Regions from separate parts of the Homo sapiens genome. Here region 1 is linked to region 2. Evidence: chromatin contacts called from ENCODE Hi-C data. All regions are on one chromosome and are shown on one strand. The core of a region is the stretch at or near the end of the contact, and the rest is flanking DNA. Distances in the headings are between cores, read along the strand shown. Region 1 overlaps HMCN1 (hemicentin 1). Region 2 overlaps HMCN1 (hemicentin 1).

Evidence for each region. Hi-C counts contacts between places; a loop is a spot of excess contacts on that map. Pooled maps may share reads with other maps.
Region 1: a map of mammary epithelial cell shows a loop between it and region 2 (6-fold over the local background). The contact joins two enhancer-like sites. A Hi-C loop is called at or near these places in 4 of 168 maps with a recorded cell type or tissue (GM12878, GM18951, ascending aorta and 1 more), 1 of 37 single-sample maps with no recorded cell type and 2 of 50 pooled maps.

Annotation. Positions count from the first base shown.
Region 1 is chr1:186,100,379-186,106,693 of GRCh38, forward strand. HMCN1 (hemicentin 1) reads left to right here. Exons shown (of 107, transcript NM_031935.3): 69 at 3,094-3,290. Among named protein-coding and RNA genes, the nearest start is that of PRG4, 190 kb to the right of the region's middle. Within about 2 kb of position 2,318, at least 3 of the 41 ENCODE cell types and tissues checked have a DNase peak (open chromatin) inside an H3K27ac peak, as active enhancers do.
Region 2 is chr1:186,147,733-186,154,025 of GRCh38, forward strand. HMCN1 (hemicentin 1) reads left to right here. Exons shown (of 107, transcript NM_031935.3): 94 at 3,468-3,617; 95 at 3,874-4,011; 96 at 5,018-5,139; 97 at 6,018-6,255. Among named protein-coding and RNA genes, the nearest start is that of PRG4, 150 kb to the right of the region's middle. RefSeq lists a silencer at 5,112-5,312. Within about 2 kb of position 5,044, at least 3 of the 41 ENCODE cell types and tissues checked have a DNase peak (open chromatin) inside an H3K27ac peak, as active enhancers do.

The sequences.
Region 1 (6,315 bases), core at 1,068-3,567, 50 kb before region 2:
TCTTTATTTAATTCTATCCATGTGGTGGGAGGTATCATGGTATAGTGGTTCTGAAAAGTCCAGTGTGGCTAGACCACTGAAAACAAGGGACAGCATATTACAAAATAGGGGGTTTTCATAGGGCCAGGTCATAGAGCACTTTTTTGACCACATTAAGAAGTCTGCTTTTTATCCTGTAACAATGAGAAATCATTCAAAGTTCTAAAAACGGAATAACAAATAGAACTACAGTTTGAGAAGAGCACTCTGGCTATAAAATGCAAGGCTACTTGGACCAGGACAAGAATGGATTCCGAGAGACCAGTATAAGGAATTGTGTTTGGCTGTGAATTACAGAGTTGAAATATGGTGGGTTAAACACAGTACTTCTGTTTTTCTCACTGGGATGGCTGGAGGTAGGCAGTTGTTGGATTGGTTCAGCAGTTCAAATATTTTCAGTTCTTTTGAACCTTTACAACATGGTTGTTTGGTGATCAATGCAGTATCTGCTCACCCCTAGCATAACTAGATGCTGTTCTAGATGCAACAATAGAGCAGGAAACTAGGAAGGGCAAAGTGTTGCCCCTTTAGAAAAGAATTAAGACTTTCTTACAAGCCCCACAAAACCACATCCACCTACATCTCATTGGTCAGAATTGTCATATACCACTCCATCCACTCCATCTACTCTCTGCTAAAGAGGCTAGGAAATGTAATTTGTTTAGCACATTGACAATCCCAACAAAATTTGAGTCTGTTAATCAGAAAGAAATCAGTAATTTTGGGTAGGCACCTACAACTAGGAAGAAAAAAAAAACATTAAGTAAATGGTATTGTAGCTCAAATTAGAGTGAGGGAGATGAGAGAAAAAGGTGTATTCTGGAAATAAGTACAGTGGAAGTATTAGGACTTGGTTGTAGACTGGGACACAAGGGAGTGATGAAGAAGGTATCAAGCATGACTCTTAGTTTCTGGCTTATGTGACTAATTGGTAAATTCATCACTTAGATGCAGAAAATACTGGAAAAAAACAAGTTTTGAGAAATAAGGCAATAGGTTCAGTCTGAATACATGTTGAGTTTTAAGTGATTTTCAAACATCCAAATGGAGATGTTTATTTGATAATTGCATTTATGAATCTGGAGCTCAGAAGAGAGTCTAGGCTGGAAATATAAATTCTGGAGTTATTGGAGTATAGACAACTCTTACTCTGCCCGAAGTACAAGACATATGGACAAAACACAGAGTAAAATAGTTCACAATCACTTAACACAGGTAAGATCTGGACAGTCTGGGGTTTGAACTACACAAGAGCATGTTAATACTGTTACTGCTGCTACTATTTTAAATCCAGTGATTATAAACTTTGGGGTGGGGGCAGTGAGCATGCCTTATTAATCTTTGTATTCATGATGATTGACATATACTAAATAACCGAGAAGTAAGAGGAGTAAATAATTGACTATGGCAAACCAGGAATTAGATAAGTGTTTTGAGTAGTACAAACAACTTGATACGAAAATGAAAAAGCATAGACATTTTATAATTAGTTCAGAGAATCAATAAATGATTTATAGTTTTCACAAATGAACTTGAGGACAATGTAACCGTGATGGTACTTGGGCATTCTCAGTTGCGGGACTATGAGGAGCAAGAAAGGACGAAGCTTGTTGAGAGATTTGAAGTCTAGGTTACATATAAGTATGTTAAAATTAAATAATGACAAAGATAGATCTAGACCATATTGTGGAAGTCTTGGAAACCATGATGAGTTTTTATTTAATCCAGTAAGCAACATGGAGCCATTAAAATCTTTTAAGCAGAAAATCTTAGATTAATATTAAACTGCACTTCAGAAAATGTATTTTGACAGCAATATGTAAGATAGATAGAAGTAAAAAGAGGTCATGTGGGACAGTGGTGTAGAAATGCTGACTTCATTATAATCTAAGAAGGAGAACTGACTTAGTATATTATCTTTCTCCAGAAGGAAAACAGAGACTAACAGATGGTAGAAATTTTAGGAAGCAGATTTTAATAATACCAACAGTTGCAGTAAACACTGTAGTAGTAATAAGTTTTTTAAAACCTTTAATTGTAAAATAGATACAGAAACACACAAAAAAGTGTATAATGTATCTCACTGACGCCACACACTGATCCTATTAGGTAAATAATGTTGGTATCCCCATTTTAGAGATTTGCTCAAATCCATGAAACTAATAATTGTTGACACCAGCATTAAAACTCAGACTCCAGATCTTCTGCTATGAGTCACTGTTCTAAACTATGTGCCTTATTAAAGAAAAAAGAAAGAAAAACAAACCTGCTAACCCCTGGCGCTGTCCAACAGCTATTTTGGCTGCCTTGTCAAATAGTAAGCTGGAAACTTGAACTATGAAAGTGTCATAGAAAACGCAAATGGTCATCATAAGGGGAATGTGTTTTAAAGGAATTACCAAAGTTGGGAGTAGTTAGACTAAAGAACCTTAAATGTTTCTTCCCAGTGTTTAGATTGTTTGACCTTCTCTTGAGAAAGGTAATTTTAGAAGTATAAGTAACAAAAGAGGAAGTTACTCCCATCCAGACATAACAAATGTGTTTTATACAGAAATTATCTCCAAATGTAACTATTTTTTCTTCTGCTTAGTCATTGTTTCCTCTCAAAGTTCTGCATGGAAAAGATGATAGCAAAATTCCACAGTATTCACGCATTGTTTTTGTAGAAACTATTGGTATTTAAAGATACAAAAACATAATAATATGCTAAGTCCCTCTAAAAAAAAAAGTGGTACAAGCTGCGTTTGGTTTTTATTGTTTTCAAATCTTTCAGTCAAGTGAGACTGTTCTAATTAACTGAGTTTGAACTGTTGTTCAATAATTGCATGGTAATGAATTGCCATTTACTTCATTATCTCTCATAGGCATGATCCATCCCTTTTGAAAGTGTGTCAATGAGAAATGGTAATGACATCTAGGAATTATTTCACTTTCCTTGTTCTAATCAATTTTTATCATGTGAATGTGAATTTGTGTTGGATTTTCAAGTTTTTCTAACGAGCAATATTTTATGAAACTGTGGGTTTATTATTATTTTTGATTCCCTTTAAATAGAACCACCTCACATTAATGGATCTGAAGAACATGAAGAGATATCAGTAATTGTTAATAACCCACTTGAACTTACCTGCATTGCTTCTGGAATCCCAGCCCCTAAAATGACCTGGATGAAAGATGGCCGGCCCCTTCCACAGACGGATCAAGTGCAAACTCTAGGAGGAGGAGAGGTTCTTCGAATTTCTACTGCTCAGGTAAGTGTCAAAGTTCATAGAATTATTTTAGGTTAGGTCAAACTTCTCACTTGCTAATATATGAGATTTGTTAAATTATGTCTTTGAATCCTTATATATCACAGATCTGTGTAACTGGAGCAGGATGGATTAGTCCTATGATATGCATGATTGGGTAACTTGATTAAAAGGAAGACAAAGCAGTATCATATTAAACTCCGAAGAAAGCAAGATACCTTTCCATTAACTTTTGCAAGTTTTCACAGTGCTATAAGTGTTAGTATATTTCCCAAAGTTCTTAATTTATACTATGTACCCCTTAATGGAACTGGCAAAAAGCAATCCAACATGCATATATATAAGGTTTCAAAGAGCACTTTTGATCTCCAAAATGAACTAGCCGATATGGAAGTCTGAAGAGACACAATTTTTCAAATAATGATCAGTTTAATAAAATTGACTTGGTTTAGTTTATGTTTAAGAAAACTGATCTGAAATGTGAATATATTAAAAGAGAAGTATGTCTGGGATGTCTTATTGTAGCAATCTTCTATTCTACTAGTAAAGGCAAACCTTATGTTACAATTATTCTCCATCTGAGCCCTAATGCCATCATTTATAAACTGGGGATAAAAGTAATAATCATGCCTCATTCATACACTGAGGGATTTAAAGAAATAATCCAACATGATGTGCTTAGACTGGTGCCACAGGCATGTAGTAAATGCTTTCAAAAAAAGACTTAGGATTGTTCCTGCTGTTGCTGTTGTTACCATAATCATCATTCCTCTGAATGTAGAATAACAAATTATTTGATCATATTTTGTTGCATTTTTCACTGAGAATGGAAGAAAGGGAACTGGAAGAAAAGAGCTAAGAGTTATAAACTCTCTACTATGTCCTGTTGTGTTCATCTCTGTGCTATCTATCCCACCCATTCCCCTCATGGCAACTCTGTGAGGCAATGTGTCTATCCCACAAATCCAAAATCAGGTGCAGAGAGATTAAGTACTTATCTGCCAAGTACTCATTGCTGCTCAGTGATGGAGCTAGGCCTCAATCCTTAGTCTGATTCAGAAGCCTAGCCAGTGCATCTCAGCACAGTGCATTTCTAGCATCTTCGAGTGCATACCTTCCATTCCCCTTTTTTCTCTCCATTTCAAACATTACAGTAACTTAGAGTCAGGTTAAACTAAAACCATGTATTGAATCAAAACTCTTGAATGATATAATTTCAACAAACAAAAAGTAGGCAAAAGAATTTGTGACATTAGGAATAGCATGGAGACAGAAAAGTATGTGGAATAGAATCATGAATATAAAAAAAATGACAAATAAAGCTTGAAAGGGAAGTTAAGGCCATTACTGTAGGTCTTAAAGGCAAGAACAAAAAGTCGAGTTATAAGAAAACAAGATGAAGGTGTCATAGAGTGTTAAATGATGGCCAGATTTACCATGTGTTCTAGCTATTGTGGAGAATCCATAAGACCTAAGATATGTGACATGTGTCAGCCTTCAAGAAGTTTCTAGATGTCTAGGGGAGAAAAATGACTGTATACATAAGATACAATTAGATATGAGTCAATAATAGAAACATTAAAAACAATATGGAAGTGGAAAATTAAATATCATTAAGCCCCCAGACTGATTTTGGTTACTCTGCTCCTTTATGTTTTCATAGCAATTTGTATATACTTCTGTAGTAACTCTTACTGCATTATATTTTGCTTATCTCAACTTTGTTTTTTCGTGTATTTATCTGCAACATCTACTTATGCCTGGTACATTATGGATGTGGATGCTTTGCAAATTGCGAATTGTGTGGTATAGACAAGAGTTTCCTAAAACATCTTTTATCAAACACTAGTTCTGTAATTTATCCCAAGAGGGGAGGGGACCACTCTATGACTAATAGATTTGGAAAACTTTATATACTGTACCCTCCTTTTCTTTGTGAGCCATAATGCATGTCCACCTCTGCAAAATCTTCCTCTAAAGATACATGCTTAACTATAATTTTTCTAACATTCTATTAGTAAAACAAGACTTTAGAAACTAACTACAGGTGATGTCTGTGGGTAGCCAGAAGGGCAGAAGTTGTCAGGAAATATTTTGTGGAAAAGGGAACATTTAAGAATAGTCCTGAATGATGGTTCAAGTTTGGCTGAGTCCAGACAAGTGAGGGGGATGATATCAATTGTGAATGAACAGAGTTGGGAGAGAAGAGTTAGTTTTAGAGATTTTAAAGATATGATGAGAAATTCAGAAATTATTCTTAGGAAATGGCACATCATTTTAAAATTCTTAATTGAATAACGATGTAAGTGTTGTTCTTCTAAAATTATATTTAAGTATTTTTCCAAACATTCTAGTCTCAATGTTTTTGAAAGGAGTTTTTGCAGCCTACCAAAAAGTGTTTCCATAACCTCTAAAGTCAGTTTGAATGTAAGAGTTTTTAAAATGCCAATATTCTGGGAATGTTCAAGTAGTAAAATAAATGAGAACAGGATTTTTCTGTTTTTCCAAAATACATTTTTCGCAGTAGTAAGAGCATCTGTTTTCCAGAGTACCCTCTACATGTACACGATCATGGGTTGTGTCTACACAATCTCAAACATATGAATGAACATTAACTTTCCATGGAAACCATGCTTGGTGATTTTTAAAGTAATGATTTTGGTTTTAGTTAGATAATTATAGATCCTGCTGTCAGTCTGACCCTATTTCTCATATTACATAACATAACTGTTTTGTTTCACCATGTATATAAAATGTAGAGTCAAGATGAGATATTATGTGTTTGATTTTAATAACCAGATATTTTGTTTATCTGTTTACTTATTTAACATCTTATTTTCTTGAGAAAGGCTTCGTTTTAACTTTTCAGTCTGCAATTTAAACCCATGAATATTTGTTTCTTCAATGAACATTGAGGATATAGCCTATCACATATGGTTCTAGGTCCTATATATATCTGCCTTTTTAGATATCATTAAATATACTTAACGTACAAACATTCTTAAATCGATACCAAAATCCTGTTAAA
Region 2 (6,293 bases), core at 3,794-6,293:
CAGCATCATGTCTAAAAAACAATGCACATACTTTAATTTTAAAATACTTTATTGCTAAAAAATGCTAATGATTATCTGAGCCTTCAGAAAGTCAATCTTTTAGCTGGCAGAGGGTCTTGCCTTGATGTTGATGGCTGCTGACTGATCAGGATGGTGGATGCGGAAGGTTAGGGTGGCTGTGGCAATTTCTTAAAATAAGACAAGAATGACATTTGCCACATCAATTGATTCTTCCTTTCATGAATGATTTCTCTGTAGTGGACAATGCTGTTAAATAGCACTTTACCCACAGTAAAACTTTCAAAGTTTGGGTCAATCCTCTCAAATCCTGCCACTGCTTTATCAACTAAGTTTATGTAATATTTTAAGTCCTTTGTTGTCGTTTTAACAATGTTCACAGCATCTTCATCAGGAGTAGATTCCATATCAAACAACCATTTTCTTTGTTCATCTGTAAGAAGCAACTCCCCATTCATTCAAGTTTTATCATAAGATTGTAGCAATTCAGTCCCATCTTTAGGATATACTTCTAATTCTCTTGCTCTTTTAACCACTTCTGTAGTTACTTCCTCCACTGAAGTCTTGAAACTTCAAAGTCATCTATGATGGGGGGAATCAACTTCCAATATCCTGTTAATATTGATATTTTGACCTCCTTCCACAGACATTCTTAATGGCATCTAGAATGATGAATTCTTCCCAGAAGGTTTTCAATTTACTTTGCCCAGATCCATCAAAGGAATCACTATGGTAGTTATAGCCTTAGAAAATATTTCTTTCTGTTTTTTTTGTTTGAGACAGAGTCTCATTCTGTCACCCAGGCTCGAATGCAGTGGCGTGATCTCAGCTCACTGCAACCTCTGGCTCCAGGGTTCAAGCGATTCTCCTGTCTCAGCCTCCAAGTGATTACAAGTGCCCACCACCATGCCCAGCTAATTTTTTGTATTTTTTTTTAGTAGAGACAGGGTTTCACCATGTTGGCCAGGCTGGTCTTGAACTCCTCAAGTGAGCTACCGGCACCTGACCTAGAAAATGTATTTCTTAAATAATAAGTCCTGAAAGTCAAAATTACTCTTTGATCCATGGCTGCAGAATGGATGCTGTATTAGGCATGAAAGCAACATTTATCTCCTTGTACATCTCCATTAGACCTCTGCAGTGAACATTCACATGTCAGTGGGCAGTAATACTTTGAAAGGAATCTTTTTTTTTTTTTTTTATTTTCCTGAGCGTTAGGTCTCAAAAATAGGCTTAAAACATTAAGTAAACCATGCTATAAACAGATGTGCTGTCATCCAGGCTTTGTTGTTTCATTTATAGCACAGAGGCAGAGTAGATTTAGCACAATTCTTATGGGCCCTAGGATTTTCACAATGAGCATTGACCTCAACTTAAAGTCACCAACTGCGTAAGTCCTTAACAAGACAGTCAGTTTGTTCTTTGGAGCTTTGAAGCCAGGCATTGATTTTACTTCTCTAGCTATGAAATTCCTAGCCAGCATCTTCTTCCAATAGAAGGCTGTTTTGTCTACATTGAAAATCTGTTGTTTAGTGTAGCCACCTTTATCAGTGACTTAGCTACCTCTGGATAATTTGCTCCAGTTTCTACATCAGCATGTGCTGTTCTACCTTGCACTTTTATGTTACTTAAATGGCTTCTGTCCTTGAGCCTCTTGTCTTCTGCAGCTTCCTCATCTACCTCAAGCTTTGTGGAACTAAAGAGAGTTAGGGCCTTAGTCTGGATTGGGCTTTGGCTTAAGGGAACATTGTGGCTGGTTTGATCTTTTATTCAAACCACTCAGATTTTCTCCATATAAAAAATAAGGTTGTTTCACTTTCTTATTTGTGTGTTCACTTTTAATTTTCTTCAAGACTTCTCCCTTTGCATTCACAACTTGGCTAACTCTTTGATGCAAGAGGCCTAGCTTTTGGCCTACATCAATTTTCTACATGCCTGCCTCTCTCAGCTTAACCATTTCCAGCTTTTGATTTAAAGTGAGAGACATGAGACTCTTTCTTTCACTTGAACACTTAGAGACCATTGTAGGGTGAATAATTGGCCTAGTTTCAATATTGTGTCTCAGCTAATAGGGAGGCTCGAGGAGAGGAAGAGAGTCAAGGGAATAACTGGTGGTCGATGGAGCAGTCAGAACACACAAAACATTGATTAAGTTCACCATCTCATATGGGCATGGTTCATGAAACCCCAAAACAATTACAATAGTAACATCCAAGATCACTGATCACAGAACACCCTAAGAGAGATAATAATAATGAAAAAGTTTGAAATATTGCAAGAATTACCAAAATGTGACACAGGAACACAAAGTGAGCAAAGGCTGTTGCAAAAATGGTACCGGTAGACTTTCTCATCACACGGTTGCCACAAGCCTTCAATTTGTAAAAAAAACGCAGTGTCTGCAAAGAGCAACAAAGCAAAGTATGATAAAACTAAATATGCTTGTACATAACAGTATCTGAAATTCCTAGTGATTGCTTTAAAATGTATTAAAATACATCAGATAATGAATATTTATGGATTTGACTATCAGCTACTTCCCAGTATGTTGCCTTCTCTTGTCAAAGCATGAAATTCATTTTGAAAAACATTCATTAACCACCTATTCTGTGCTAGTCACCAGTAATTTTGTTGAACAATAGAAAGAAGGCATAAAATTAATGTTGAGGCCCTTTTTTAAAAATTTATAATTGTTTTGCAACCAGATTACCTTGGTATGAATTTTATAGCACTGGCAAAAGCACAGTCTCTCTCAAGTTAAGCATCTTTCAGTATATTTGTAATATGAAGAACTTGATAAACCCTCACTCTAAAACCCAAGACTGAACAACGTCCTTAGATAATCCACGTTTACATTGGCAGTGGCCTAGAAGCTGTTTTGTTGATGAAGTCTCTCCTTTTCCTGGATGTTCTCATGAAGGAGGCAACAAATAAAAGAACACAGGGTTTGATGCCAAGCAGATCCACATTCAGATCCTCATTCCGCCACTGTCTAGCAATGTAATAAGGAGAAAGTTGCTTAATTTCTACAAACTTAAAGCTACCTTATAGAATTGTTGATAGGATTAAAATGGTTAACACATACTAGATGTTTACCATCATGCATGACATGCTCAATAAACTCTCATTGTCATCACCACCACCAACATATTCTTTATTTTTAGTTTGGGGACTGGACACTGATTGTATTCTTTGGCTTATGAAATATTAATAACACTATGATGTGCACAGATTAGAAGGATCTTAGATTTATGGGTGATGATGGTTGTTATGTGAAAGTAGAATGTTTTAAAAGCTTATTTATTTCACTATTAAATTCAGATGTCATATGACCTTTTTGATGTTTGAGAAAAGATTTGTAGCATCTCTGAATACTGGCCCTCTTTTCTCCCATGTAATGTTGATGAAATTGCATCCTTATCCAGGAATGTTTTTTTTTCCCCCAATAGGTGGGCCCCAGCGAGCCAGAGGAAGTGTTATTGGAAATATTAATGATGTTGAATTTGGAATTGCTTTCCTTAATGCCACAATAACTGATAGCCCTAACTCTGATACTAGAATAATACGTGCCAAAATTACCAATGTACCTCGTAGTCTTGGTAAGTCTTTGCCTCAAGCCTCTTTTTAAAAACTTATATATTATTCTTCATCTTATTACTTCCATTAAAGTTCTAGAGAATGCTACTACTAACTCATAAGTATGGTAAGCTTTTAAACAAACATACATGAGGTACTGGTATTTGTTTCTGGTATTCAACATTATTTAGAATTCATCCTTGTGAATAATATGCTATGAAGACAATAAAATAGACTAAAAATTTTGCTATCACCTTATTTATCCTTTTTTTTCTTTAGGTTCAGCAATGAGAAAGATAGTTTCTATTCTAAATCCCATTTATTGGACAACAGCAAAGGAAATAGGAGAAGCAGTCAATGGCTTTACCCTCACCAATGCAGTCTTCAAAAGAGAAACTCAAGTGGAATTTGCAACTGGTTAGTGTCAGCTGAATTTAATATTCTATTACTATAAAAAGTGCCATGAAGATAGGTGATTAAGAAAAATACGTGTTCCCACATAGAATAATTTGAAACTTTTTACGCAATCTTATAAGTGATATAAAAGCAATTTCATGTTTTCCTGTAAACTTGTACTAACATAAGATCATAAGAGGTCATGTGTTCTCAAGCAGTCATTTTATACCCTAAAAGTTTTTCTCCTCTCCTCTTTTCTTCTTTTTAAAAATATTTTCTCTTTAAATCCATAGAGAGGATATTAAAGACCAAACAAAGAAGGAAAATGAGTTACTGTTATTAATTAAAGACCTTCTTTGTCTTTAAACCAAGATCCAATTAGGATACTTTATAGCAGTTCTTTATGAAAAAGATAGAAACAAAGCAAACCTAAAGGCTTTTCACTCATCCCTAGTCTTAAGGAGTATGGGTTAGCTATTCATGACCCTTTCCATGTACATACAGATGTTTAGAGAGCTCCATTTCAAGCCTCTTCACAGTTGGTCAGCCTCAATAGCAGTGACCTTTAAGGAAGAGGGGCTTGAGGACGGCTTATCTTTAATCAACATTTAATCAGTGGAGAAGACAATTGGTTCTTTTCATGGGCATCCACTTACTCAGATGTCCTTTGTTACTTTTTGAAGCATCAGAAAGAACAAAGCACTGTGGCCAGACTAGTGGTTTTTGCCAGTCACAGACAATTCATTTTTATAAGAGTGCTTTGTTATTGCCTGTGAATTTAAAGTATGAAATTCGTGTAACCGTTTGCCACATTTTTGCTACATAAAAAGAAATGTTAAAAGAAACTGAATTCAATAAACCTAACTCTTTAATTGGGAGGTTAAGTGCTATTTCAGTTCTCATCATCTATACTTATTCAAGTTTGAACTCAAAAAGCATAGCTGAACTGGTATGTAAGGTAAATCTGCTCTGTGCTTACAGAAACCATATTTTTTTGCTGTCAAAATGAATGTCTTGTAATTCCCAGGAGAAATCTTGCAGATGAGTCATATTGCCCGGGGCTTGGATTCCGATGGTTCTTTGCTGCTAGATATCGTTGTGAGTGGCTATGTCCTACAGCTTCAGTCACCTGCTGAAGTCACTGTAAAGGTAAAATGCCAGGATAACTTGTCTTTGCTGCTTATTAGAGTAATGATGAGTGAAAGGTCCATAGAATGAGCACAGATAACTTGTTCACTCTGTGGGGGAAAATGTCCAAACTACCAAGGCTATAAATAACTATCTGATCTTTGTTTAAAAATCTTCAGGGACAAGTTTTTACAAACTCTCTTAATGGTTTTACCACCCTCCCTATCAGGACCAAGATCAAATACTTGATGTAAGGCATTTGTTTAATTTTCTTTAGACAAAGAGGATAGTAATTCTTGCATAAACGTTTTTGTGTATCATCCATAAAATATTTCAGAAATTAAAGGATAACAATCGCCCTTTCACATCTTTGTTTATTCATGACCTATAACTTTGAGTCTCTTATTAAACTGAAATTTATGACAGCAAAATTATGAAACAACTATGTTATAATTAAAGGGTTCAAACTTTATGTTATTTCCTGAACACTACTGTACAATTATTATACAAGTTTTATTAGCCCCTATACATTTTCTCATGAAGGAGGCAATAAATAAAAGAACATAGTGTTTGATGCCAAGCAGATCCACATTCAGATCCTCATTCCGCCACTTTGTACCAATGTAATGATGAGAAAGTTGCTTAATTTCTACAAACTTATTTTTCTAGTCTGCAAACTATGGCAATTTAAAGCTACCTTATAGCTTTAAGGTATTAAAGCTATAGGTATTAAATTAGGATTAAAAGTTAACACATATTAAATGTTTACCATCATGCATGATGTGTGTTTTTTAGCTCCTAATCCTTTTTCCCCGCTCATTCTGCATTTCATAGTCCCCTTAAGGGAAAAAAATTAGTATGAGCCATATTGATCTTCAAATCCACATTGTTCTCCTTAGGATTACACAGAGGACTACATTCAAACAGGTCCTGGGCAGCTGTACGCCTACTCAACCCGGCTGTTCACCATTGATGGCATCAGCATCCCATACACATGGAACCACACCGTTTTCTATGATCAGGCACAGGGAAGAATGCCTTTCTTGGTTGAAACACTTCATGCATCCTCTGTGGAATCTGACTATAACCAGATAGAAGAGACACTGGGTTTTAAAATTCATGCTTCAATATCCAAAGGTAATTTGATAAAAGAAAATCCATATCTTTATGCCATC